3 separate regions of the Homo sapiens genome follow, and all the other regions are linked to region 1. A link is an interaction called in ENCODE POLR2A ChIA-PET data of the cell type or tissue named here. Cell type or tissue: GM12878. All regions are shown on one strand.

Region 1 (4,000 bases):
TAATATGTTTGTTTATATATTCTTTACAATTATCCTAATTGTATAGATGAGGAAGAAATTGAGGCAAAGAGAGGTTAGATAACTTGCTCAAGGCCACCTAGCTAGTAAAAGTCGGGCAGAGTCACTGTGGTGTCCTCAGAAGCAAGTCCCTGCTTGGGCTAGCATTTTTGCCTAGTCCGGGTTATCTCCAGAACCTGGTCTGCTCCTCATTCCCATATCCCATTAGGAACAGTGGGCATCAGTTGCAAAAGTAGATGACAGTAACACACTCCCTAAGTCCCCAGTCTGCTCCTGGGAGGAGCAGCCTGCCTTGTTCATGGCAGTCATAGCCACAGGGGGATGTTTGAAAGACAGCCCCTTATACAGTGTCTATTGATTTTCTTCACCCTCTTGTTTTGCTCATCCATCCTGTTGTTCTAGGATGCTTATTTGTCATGCATAAAAGCCTTGTTACAGTGAACCCAAACAAGTCATTGACATTTAAAATTAAATTGCAACAGGTATTGTCAATAGCTAAACTGCTCATTGACAGTGCATTGCTAATTGCATTGAGAGAACATCCTAACTGGGTATATTCTGCCAAATCAAATCGGAAACATTGGCTGTCTACCAGCAAATTCATTTTGACTTGCACAGAGTTTGGGGATCCACAGATCCCTCACCAATCTCAAAATACTGTGTTTATGGAAACGCTAATTATTATTTTTTTTTTTGCTGAGGTTCTTTGCAGAGAAGGGGAATTCTGATCATCTTCACTGACTGCTAAGCCAGGAGTCAGAAACTGTGCCTTTGGAAGGGAGAGAACTACAGATTTGGGGTGGAGTAAAGTTCAATGCAAGGGGGTCATTTGGGGAGGTGGGCCATCAGGTTCTTTATCTGTAAATCTAAGCCATATCCTTGGATCCATTTTTTTTTTCCTTCTCTCCTTTTTCATCCCCTTCTCTCTCTTCTATAGGTACATGGGAGGGGGACAAGGGTGGAGACACTTAATTTTTATTAAGCACTGTTCGTGGTATTTTATGTGAATTAATTTGTTTACTTCCCACAATGACCCTGGGGAGCAGATATGCTATCAGGTAAAAAAACTAAGGCACAGAGAGGGTAAAACTCTTCGAAAGAGTCTTGTGGTTAGTCAGCTTCTGTGAGAGTGAGAGTGGGCTGCCCTGAGGCCATCTGTTCCCTCTCCCCAGCTGATATTTTTGTGCTCTCAGGGTAAACATTTAAGCCTGTGAGTTAAACTCAGCCTTGGACTAGCTGAGTTCCTCTGGAGGCCTTGCAAGTAGCAGTTTGGTTGGCAGGGCAATTAAGTATGCTAGGTGCACTGTGCTGAACCCCAGGAGGGAGGGAAGGAATGGAATCTAGTCTTTGCTTGCGTTATACATGCTTATTGGTTTGTGGCAGGCGTGATTGATGCCAGAATCAAAATGACTTAAAGCAGCTTCCCTTGAGAAGCACTACTCTAACGGTTTTTTTTCCTCTTTGTTGCCCTAGGTCCCTTGTGAATAGGATTTAGCTCTGATTCAGCTGCTGCTGTTCTTTTGGTAATCAGTGTGGAGGAAGGAGATGAGGGCTGCTATTAATGGCTTCTTATTTTGCATTCTCCTAATCAGATATCCTGCAGTTATTAGTGTGAATGCAAGATGTTCGGTGGTGTCCCTGGGTGGTTTTCTTAGGTGTACTGGACTGTTAGCTTTCTAAGATGGAATGTTTTATTAGGTTCTGGCCTAGGGGGTTGGTTAGATGGGTGGAGGTTGTTAAAAAGCACTAAAGAAAAGGAATAGGATATAAAACCAATCTTCAGGGGGTGGGAATAACAACCCACCACCTTCACTTCCCTCCCCTCCTGCCCTGAAAACCTTATCTTGCTAATACCCTTCAGATATTAAAAGTGAAATAACAGAGCTATTTACTAGGCAGCTAAATGCAAATTCTCTCCCCCATTAGTTTTAATTAGGATGAAATCATACATTTAAATAACCACTTCTATTACTAATAACTGAACTTCTGATTCACTCTGAACCCAGGCAAATGCCTCTTCTGGTATGAATGGCCCACCTCTGAGTCATTCCGCACCTGCATATTGACACAGCCAGGCTCCTGATGTGGGTACACACATCTGGGATTTAAGGGCATGACTGGCATGTTGAATCTTGGGTATAAAGCTTTCTGCACTATACCCTGGGGACAAACAGGATAGCTCAACTGGAGAATAAAGAGCTTGCAAGCTCAAAAGAAAACAACAACCAAAAATACCTCAACCAAATTCTGCTCTTGCTTCTATCCTACTGTTTCTTTAGGTGTTTAAAGGGCTGTAGTTTTAAAAATCTCCCACCCACCTCATCTTTTTAAGTAAATGTCACAACAGTACTATGTCAATACAGTTGAAAATAAGTATTTGAGTTGAAAGAATTGGCTCTTTGAGGCTTTAACTATCAGATTTGTGCTAATTCTTTACTGTTTCCTTGACATAGTATATGCAGTCTGTGCTAAGAGAGTATGGATGTTGTCGTCGGTGTATAGAATGGTGGCTGTTGTAAACTTCTGTATGTTGGGGAAGGATTGAACCTGCTGTCTGGAGAATTAGAAACCAGCAGCTTGACTTAAATCCCTCAGTGTCACAACCAGCTAATGAAGGAGAGGACTGCTAAACTCCCAGTGGTCTTTGTGGCTACGAGGACTTACTCAAGTTTGAGACTATCTTTAGTGGGCCAATGACGTAGGAACACAATCAGCAGAGGACATGTAGTTTACAGCAGCCTGTAATGTGCCAGAGACATGACTAGCTGCCTCTTTGGCCCTGGGGAAGTGTGTCTGGCCCTGCTTGCATCCTCTGTGAGTGGGAATTGTGCCAGACACCAGCTAGACATGACCAGCTGCTTCTTCGATGTTCTGTGGACATGATTGGCTGTAGCTTTTGATCAGGACAGTGTTCCTAATGAAGTGTGACCAGCGTCATTTAGACAGGAAAGAATGACAGCTGATGTGCAAGAATTTTTCTTGATTGGCAGCATTTGGAACTAGTAACCAGAGAAGGTAGGTGGGGGGAGGAGAAGCCAGCTCTGATTGACAAGAGCTTATCTTTATTTAATCTACTTCTGAGGCACTGAAGTTGAAATCTTAGGCAAGTGAAAGAAAGGAAGACACAATTGTGAAACATAATTAAAGATTCTTGACAAAAACATACTTAAATCAGAAATGTCTTTTTTTTTTCTTTTTTGAGATGGAGGTTTGCTCTTGTTGCCCAGGCTGGAGTGCAATGGTGTGATCTTGGCTCACTGCAACCTCCACCTCCCGGGTTCAAGGAATTCTCCTGCCTCAGCCTCCCAAGGAGCTGGGATTACAGGCGCCTGCCACCATGCCTGGCTAATTTTTTTGTATTTTTAATAGAGACGGACTTTCACCATGTTAGGCTGGTCTCAAACCCCTGACCTTAGGTAATCTGCCCGCCTCGGCCTCCCAAGGTGCTGGGATTATAGGCATGAGCCACTGCGCCCGGCCAGAAATGTCTTTCAATAGGAGAGCAATGCAGAGTTTAGGTGTGAGGTTATCACTGCTCCTTCGGCTATGAGAAAGAGCTTTTGCCCAGGGATTGTTAATTTTTAGGCAAAATTTAAAGTGGCGATGGGCTTGGATAGTTCTAGCAATAAAAAAAGTTCTGCTTCTAGTTACCATCTTGTTGACTTTCCAACCTACTTGGAAAGATTTCCTTTGGAGAGGCCAAAAACAAGTGCTGTGTATGGAGTGTGGCCTGTGGTGGTAATTTCTCATCAACTCTTGATCCACTGAGGATTTAAATCTTAAGTCTTCATGTGCTTTGAGAAAAGATGACAAGCGGAAATAGTATGTTTGTTTCCTAAGGACACACATGTGATTTCTGAGAGCTGATTGTATGCAATGTGGTGGTATTCTTTTGCAAATAGGCTTGGGAACTTGGCATCCTGGATTCGAATCTGGGCACCACCATTTTCCAGCTCATTCCTTCTTATTCAACTCCACCCCA
Region 2 (4,000 bases), 100 kb after region 1:
CTGTAGCTTGTCCAGAGTTACAAAGCTGGGCAGGAATAGTCCAGGACCCAAATCCCAGTCTTTTGTTGGCTGAACTATATTTGTTATTTAAAGATTCTTTTAGCAGTGGAACTCTTCTTTAAATGGAGATATTACTAGATAGCACAACCAAATAAAAAAAGTGGAAACTTAGCTGCTGTGGTTTAAGTGGGATAGGCCAGGCATTGACCATGCATTCCCTTTATTCAGCCCTTGCTGTGGCTTCTGAGAAAGCCACATGGAGCATAGTTTTATTTTATTTATTTTAATTTTTAGTCCCTACAACAAGACTCACAGTAGGGATATGATTTTAAACCCTGGCTCTAGTTAGGGATATGAGCTCCAGATTGCTCTCTTTTGGGTCACAATTAAAATCCTAACCGGCAACAGATATTTTTGGTCAGATCTGGTCATTCTCTCTGCCTCCGTACCCATTGGGGGCAAACTATGAAGCTTTTGTAGCTGCATTATTGTAGATTTGCAGGATTTCTGTTCGTAATCAGAATCGGGTATGTGTTAGAAAAAGGCCTTCCTGAGTGTATGAACCCCTTTGCCTGCTGACAGTCTCTGGGCTGGAGTTAACATTAACATCTGCATGCCCAGAGGACAGTGAATTGCTAACTTTTCACTGGCTTTCTTTTTGCTTGGACATTTTACAGTGCTCCAGGGTCATCATTCTGGGCAGTACTTACCTTGTAAGTACCTGATTTTGGCTCTTTTCTCACTCACTAGTCTGTGATCTAGTCTTCTCTCTGTGTCTGCAGAGTTCAGTCCCATTTCTGGAGCAAAGCAGTAGCTCAGTAAATGTCAGTGGAGTTTTTTGAATCACTTTTTATTATTCCAGATTATAGGCATATATGTATAGATCAAGTAGGCTGAATATGACTTAATCCCCAAGTTTCTTCTATAATAGGACCTTATTTTATCTCTCCAAGTAATGGAATAAAGGGATGGAAGCTGGTCTAGTTGGGGTTGTAGATTTATAAACAAGACATTAATCTGAAGCTTATATTCTTTTAGAGAGTTACAAGAAAACCCAAGATCTCCCCCCATCCCCAATTAAACACTTTGTTCTTTGTAAGGATAGTAGAGTAGTAGGAGTGGGGGTATTCAGGAAAGCAGGTCTTAAGGCAGAAGAATCACATCAACATCCCAAGTTCTATTCCTCACTGCCTCACGAATGGTCTGCTAGCCACCTGCAGTTGTTGTTGTTGTTGTTGTCGTGTTTTGTAGGTAAAGGAAATATGGCAGGAGAGTGAAGTATAAGAGGTCCAGGAGCTTGGTGGAGGTGGAGGAGAGGGGGGATGGGGAAAGATAAAGAGGCAGATAAGAAACAGGAATCATTGTAGACCAGTGGTTTTCAGAGTGTGGTCCCTGGACCAACAGCTTCAGTGTCAGCTGGGAACTTATTAGAAAGGCAAATTTGCTGGTTTCACTCTAGACCCAGTGAGTCAGGAACTCTGATGGGGGTGGGCAGCGTCTTTGAAAACCTTTACTTCACTAACTTTTTCCCCCTCTATCTTAAATATTCCCAATTGTTTTAGGTTTTAGTTGATTCCCATATTATACTTCAATTGTGTGTCAGTGAGTAGGTCTGTATTAAAGGAGAACTGTTGAGGAAACATAAAGAAATCTCTTTGTATTCCAAAAAGCGTTTCTCAGAGTTAAATTACATGTTTTGTTAGTGTCTGTTGCTTTTGTTCAGATTAAGCTCTGAAACAAAATTAAGATTCTCGTCAAGGCTTGAGCTTATTAATAGCTGTTTCATTTGTTTAGCGCTAATTTAAAATGTCTGATATCTGTAGAGGAAGTGCTTTATAAAAACACATACTTGTTAAGTGTTCCACTAGGAGAAGCACTGTGAAGTCCAAAGGATGTGGAGATTAGGCAAATAACTGTGGTTTTGTTGAGCTCTCTTCAGTGTAATATATGTGTGGGTGGGATAAGAACACTGGGCTTCACAGGTCGAAGAGGCTTCCACTGGTCAGATTTCAGACAATTTGTGCATTCAAGAGAATTACTGCAACTGAGTGTAAAACACTGAACAAATAAAAATTCTTGAACTCATAGTGATGAGAGATGGGGTGGGAGGAGAGAAAGAGACAGACAGACACTCTGGGCATCATTGGAGGTGACTATGATGTCAACTTCTCATTCTATAAATTGTAAATTACATGAAACAAACACCCTGTCTTTACTGAGAAACTGTAGTTCTTTCATGATTGGTAAGAGAAACCTCTGCTTTACAAATGGATGCTACCAAATAAAATATAGAAGGATACAGAATATCAGCATTTGCATCCTGCAGTGAAAATTTGAACAGGCAAGTGCCGTCAATGCAAAACTAGTTGAAAGCATGTTGGGGAACAGAATAATCTTATTAGAGAATAACCCACAAATTACCAGCAAAGGGGAAAGTATACCCTTAACAATGGCGGTCACCACCTTAACAAAGTGGTTCAACTTAGCATCACAGTGGTAGGATAGCCTGACAGTAGGAGCTTCCTGATGTGACGAACTACACAGCATCACCAACAATTTATGCCAAAAATGTTTAACCTGAATCTAACCAGGTGTATTAGGCTGTTCTTGCATGGCTATAGAGAAATGACTGACACTGAGTAATTTATAAGGAAAAGAAGTTTAATTGGCTCATGGTTTTGCAGGCTTTGCAGGAAGCATGGTGCTGGCATCTGCTCAGCTTCTAGAAGGAGGAGAGGGGTTGGCACATCACATGACGAAAGCAGGAGCAAGCAAGAGAGAGTGTGGGGGAGGTGCCACATACTTTTAAATGACCAGATCTTTCAAGAACTCACTATCACAAAGACAGCACCAAGCCATGAAGGATCCACTCTCATGATCCAAACACCTCCCACCACCAGCATTGGGGATTACAATTCAACATCAGGTTTGGGCAGGGACAGATATCCAAACTATAACACAAGGTTTACAGAAAATAGAAGGGTTTGAAAAACAAATTAATCCACACCAGGAAGAAACAGACCAAAAATGTGGGTCATTCTCAAGAAAACTGGTATGTCTGATCTTTTCAAAAAGCCAGTGTCGTGAAACAAATTGCTGGTGGGTATTACTCCGGATTACAAGAGACTAAGGGAACATAACAGTCAAATTCAGTGTACAAATCTTGATGGGATCTGGCTTAAAAATTATAACTGCTGTAAAAGATGTTTGAGGCAGTTGTAGAAATTTGAATATGGACTGGCTATCAGATAACATTAGGAACTTAATGTCTTAGGTGTGATAGTATTTTGGTTGTGTTAGGAAAATATCTTTATTCTTAGGAGTTGCTTATTAAGTATTTCATGAAAGTATCATATCTGCAATTCACTTTCACATGGTTCCATGAGAGAGACGAGTGCATAGATAAGGTGATTTTGGCAAAGTTTTAACAATTTTGAATCTAAATAGTAGGCATATGGGTGTTTGTTTTATATTTATATTTATATTCAGCATAGAGAAAGCTGTGAATTCAGGAAAAGTTTATATGTAATTTCTGAGATTTCTAGCTCATGCATGCATTTCTGTTTGAGAATGCCTTATCTAGAATTTTTTATCAAGAAATCTGAATGGTGTTTAAGAATATCTTATCTAGAAATATGTTGGCATCTTAATATTATGGTTTGGTAGATAAAATGGATTTTTTTAAAAAAAGACTTGCAAAGAAGTGGATGAAATGCTAATATAAGAAAATTAGATTTTATAAGGAACATGTGACCAGATAAACTTGTCCTAATTATTGTGAGTCTCTTTAAAGCACATACCTTAGGACATTGTGTGTTGACGCTTTTACTGTTCATAACATATTCTTTAAGAATTCTCTCAGAGCCTTAAGATGATTTGTTTTTGAGAAACATCTGAAGTCTCCTGTAGCTTATTCTGATGTTATGAAGTAAGTGACTAAATTTTGATCACAGAAGTGTGTGACAGGGAAGTAGTGGGATATTCTTTGCCCCTCTTTGTG
Region 3 (4,000 bases), 810 kb after region 1:
GGCATCAACTCCCTGACCTCCCCCTTCTCCAGAATGTTGCCTGGGTGATTGGGTAAGAGGATATAAATAGTAAGTGAAAAAAATAGATTCAGTTCCAAGCACTAAGGGGCTGAGACAACTAGACACTGTGGCAGTGCTACAGACCTTTAGATCATTTTTCTGACACTCTCTAGCTAAAAAGGAACATGGACAAGTGACACCCAAAAGTCCCTAGGCTTAAACCAACTGTCTTGTGGAAATATAATATAAGTATGAGCTATTCTGAGCAGGATGACAGGATTGGAATTCAGTAAAGTTTTAGATGGACTTTGAGATCCAAATAAGGGAGGAGTATTATAAAGAGCTCTATAAAAATGGTTTAAGGAAGGGTGTGGTGGCTAATGCTTGTAACCCCAGCACTTTGGGAGGCTGAGGTGGGTGGATCATTTGAGGTCAGGAGTTTGAGACCAGCCTGACCAAGATGGTGAAACCTCGTCTCTACTAAAAATACAAAAATTAGCCAGGCACCTATAATCCCAGCTACTCGGGAGGGGTGGTGGCGGGCACCTGTAATCCCAGCTACTCGGGAGGCTGAGGCACGAGAATCGCTTGAACCCGGGAGGCAGAGGTTGTGCTGAGCTGAGATCGCACCACTGCACTTGAGCCTAGGCGACAGAGTGAGACTCCATCTTGGGAAAAAAAAAAAAAAAAGGTTAAAAATGCCAAGCTAGCAGAGAGAGGGACTCAGACACACACACCTAAGTTGTTGCTCCAGCCTAAGCTGGCCCACCACTACCTGACTGCAGTTTGTTGCCTGTCCCGTCATGCTTGCCTTCAAAATGCCTTTGGATTGTTCACAAGCTCAGGAGCCATGGGCCTCCTCCTGTTGAGGGGTGTTTATTGTCTAAATCCCTTACATGTGAATTAAAAATAGGCAAAGGTAAAAAGGCAGGAGTTTTCTAACAGGTATGGGAGTGCTGTAGTAGGCCAGTGGCAAAGACTATCGCCATTTTCTTTGCCTGGGACTTGTTGAGTCTTTGAAGTCTACCTGAATTCCAGAGTCTAGGGCTTCTTGATTCCTTAGCAAGAGCAAAGGGATGTGTACCCTCTCTTTCAGGCTTTGGTGAATTAGACCTTGAGACTTCATAATTAAAATGGATTTAATAGAGGCAGGGAAGCTGGGATGTCTGCCCCAGTAAGCAGGCATCTTCTGTCAGAAGGAGAATGTGTCCTTTGTATTTAAACGGTTTCTCCAAAAGGCTCTAAATGAGATTTGGGACTTAAACAAGATTTGGTGTGATTTGCTAATTACCCAAGTTACTATTACCTGATTAACACAGGAATCCTCATAGTCTGTTGCAGTGCCTTTCTTCCGGGTGCCAGGAGGCTTGACATCTGTCACCTGTTCACTTGGAGGCATTTTAAGTAACCCAAATTATGTATGTCTTTTCTGCTTTAGGATTTGGTGCCTGATTTTTACATTTAAAAGTTAATAACTACCTAAAGGAGGTTTGCTGCCAAAATACAAGAGTGAAAACTGACAAATCTGTTTGTTGCTGACAGTGAGGTGGAGATCTTGGTTTATTCATTCCAACTAGTTAGGCCGAGAAATGATACACAGGACAGTACAGAGCTCTTCCTGGTGACCATCACAGGCATCAGGAATAAATCCCCTCAAATCTCACTTTGCCCCACCAACCTTAATTGAGGCCTCCGCTTGAGCAGTGACAGAACTGGAAGGGTTGGAACCAGAAAAGCTAAGTGTCTTTCTCAAAATCACACAGGCCTGCAGTTAGGATTTGTCTTTCGTTGTTTTTTATTTTCAAGATAATAAAAGGTTTCCACTTTGACCACCAGGAGACCATGCTGACTTTCATTTCAGAGATGGGGCTTCAGTGTGATAAAGTGATCTAGGTTAGAGTCTTAGCAGGTTTCCCTTGAGATCTGAATGGCTGCGGGGTGTGCTGGGGGCTCTGTACAGCAGCTGTTAACAGTTTTCTCCTTCCCATGAAGACGGCTTATTTACCTGGGTCTCAGTTCTGAAGATTGTTTCCAGGTATGCTGTGTACTGAAGGGACTGAGCGTGATCCAAGGAGCCTGGGACCTATGTACTTGGTGACCAGACTCTCCTCTCCAAAAGCAGGGACCCAGGGGACCTCATCCAGCATCCTGAGAAGCCTCGCTTTGGACAGGCCTGAAATTTCCCTTCCTTCATCCTAGCTCTTTCATCCAAGACAGTGATTCGGGAAACAGTATTTCAAAATTGAAATTCAGGCCTTGAATTTCAAGTCTAGAAGAACTGTCCAAATCATCGGTAGGAAGAGCTTGGAAGAAAGGGAAAGTCCCACTGTAATGCTAAAAGAGAGCCACCCAGCCAGGGATGGTCTGCATCCAGACCAGAGCACAGGTCAAAGGGAAAGCCGAGAGCAGTTCCCTAAGTTCTGGCATGGCTTTTGGACGCAAAGCAGCTGGGCTGCGGGCATGCTGTAAGGACAGAGGACCCTTTAGGGTTCCATCTCTTCGGAGAGAAAGTCCCTGCTGTTCCAGTTCACTGAGTGTTTAAGAGGAAATAACGGCCTGAGGCATAAGCCACTCACCCATATAAAGTGAATACTTCCTCAAGGGCACAAAGAGACCACTTGGTAAATGACTTCACCCACCTGCTTTAGATGGTGCTCCAGTGCACTGAGAATGTTAACCTCATTCACCCTTCTGTGGATGAGCAGATTATTCCTAGAAAATGGTCCGTTCATGTTTGACCAGGCATAGCCCCACTGTGAATGACAAAGTCTTTTTTGACCTCCCACGATCTTTCTCCCTTTCTGTCTCAGCCAAGCCTTTTCTTCTGGAAGGAGCTACTCTCTTTTGGCTAGACGATCATTCAGAGGAGTCACCTCTGTCCCTCCCCCTACTGATACATCTCAGGGTCTCAGAGCCGTTTATGTTCCCATTTTTGCATCTTGACATAGGGATGCAAAGATGGGAACATCAAGCATCAGTTCTTCCGAGCCTTCATAGAAGGAGTGGGGGGAGTGGGTAGACATGGAGATGAAACAAGACTGGCCATGGACTGATCATTGTGTAAGTCTGGAAATGGTTGCACAGGAGTTAATTTAACTACTTTGTTTACTTTCATATTGGTTTGAAATTTCCCATAACAATAAGCTAAAAACAGATAGTAAGGGATCTCAAGTGTCTTGGGCAGTGGTTTTCCCATTGCCACAATATATGTGGTGAATGGGCATTATCTGCTTGGAAAATTAACAAAATTAAAATTTACATATAGATCAGTGAAAACACTGCTACAGAGTTAACTTAAAATTTTAGCTGGGTGTGGTGGCTCATGCCTGTAATCCCAGCACTTTGGGAGGCTGAGGAATGTGGATTACTTGAGGTCAGGATTTCCAGACCAAGCTGGCCAACATGGTAAAACCCCATCTCTACTAAAAGTACAAAAATTAGCCAGACACAGTGGCTCACGCCTGTAATCCCAGCTACTTGGGAAGTTGAGGCAGGAGAATCGCTTGAACCCGGGAGGTGGAGGTTGCAGTGAGCCGAGATTGCACCACTGCACTCCAGCCTAGGCAACAGAGTGAGACTCTGTCTCAAAACAAATCAAAAAATTTAATATAATATGTGTTCATTATAAAAATCATTCAGGGCCAGGCGTGGTAGCTCATGCCTGTAATCCCAGCACTTTGGGAGGCCAAGATGGGCGGATCACGAGGTCAGGAGATTGAGACCATCCTGGCTAACACAGTGAAACCCCGTCTCTACTAAAAATACAAAAAAATTAGCCGGGCATGGTGGCGGGCACCTGTAGTCCCAGCTGCTGGGGAGGCTGAGGCAGGAGAATGGCATGAACCCGGGAGGTGGAGCTTTCAGTGAGCTGAGATCATGCCACTGCACTCCAGCCTGGGCGACAGAGCGAGACTCTGTCTCAAAAAAAAAGAAAAAAAAAAAATCATTCAGGTACAGCCAGAGAGAGCCACTGTAGATAGTTTGAAATCCAAAGACGTCT

What was found. Peaks named below come from ENCODE experiments on the same cell type or tissue, not always from the same donor. Only the 100,000 strongest peaks of a DNase experiment are listed, where the experiment ranks them.
Region 2: POLR2A ChIA-PET joins it to region 1 with 7 read pairs; 1 of 35 experiments calls an interaction of 5 or more read pairs at or near these places.
Region 3: POLR2A ChIA-PET joins it to region 1 with 5 read pairs; 2 of 35 experiments call an interaction of 5 or more read pairs at or near these places.

Annotation. Positions count from the first base shown.
Region 1 is chr7:69,737,324-69,741,323 of GRCh38, forward strand. All of the region lies in intron 1 of AUTS2 (activator of transcription and developmental regulator AUTS2), which reads left to right. Among named protein-coding and RNA genes, the nearest start is that of AUTS2, 140 kb to the left of the region's middle. In GM12878, no CTCF peak of the experiment used is centred here; DNase peaks (open chromatin) are centred at 1,208, 2,068 and 2,798; H3K4me3 peaks cover 1,118 bases; H3K27ac peaks cover 1,806 bases.
Region 2 is chr7:69,838,570-69,842,569 of GRCh38, forward strand. The region is part of intron 1 of AUTS2 (activator of transcription and developmental regulator AUTS2); the gene reads left to right. Among named protein-coding and RNA genes, the nearest start is that of AUTS2, 240 kb to the left of the region's middle. RefSeq lists an enhancer at 1,954-2,073. In GM12878, no CTCF peak of the experiment used is centred here; a DNase peak (open chromatin) is centred at 1,918; H3K4me3 peaks cover 1,294 bases; H3K27ac peaks cover 1,535 bases.
Region 3 is chr7:70,542,858-70,546,857 of GRCh38, forward strand. All of the region lies in intron 5 of AUTS2 (activator of transcription and developmental regulator AUTS2), which reads left to right. Among named protein-coding and RNA genes, the nearest start is that of GALNT17, 590 kb to the right of the region's middle. In GM12878, no CTCF peak of the experiment used is centred here; no DNase peak of the experiment used is centred here.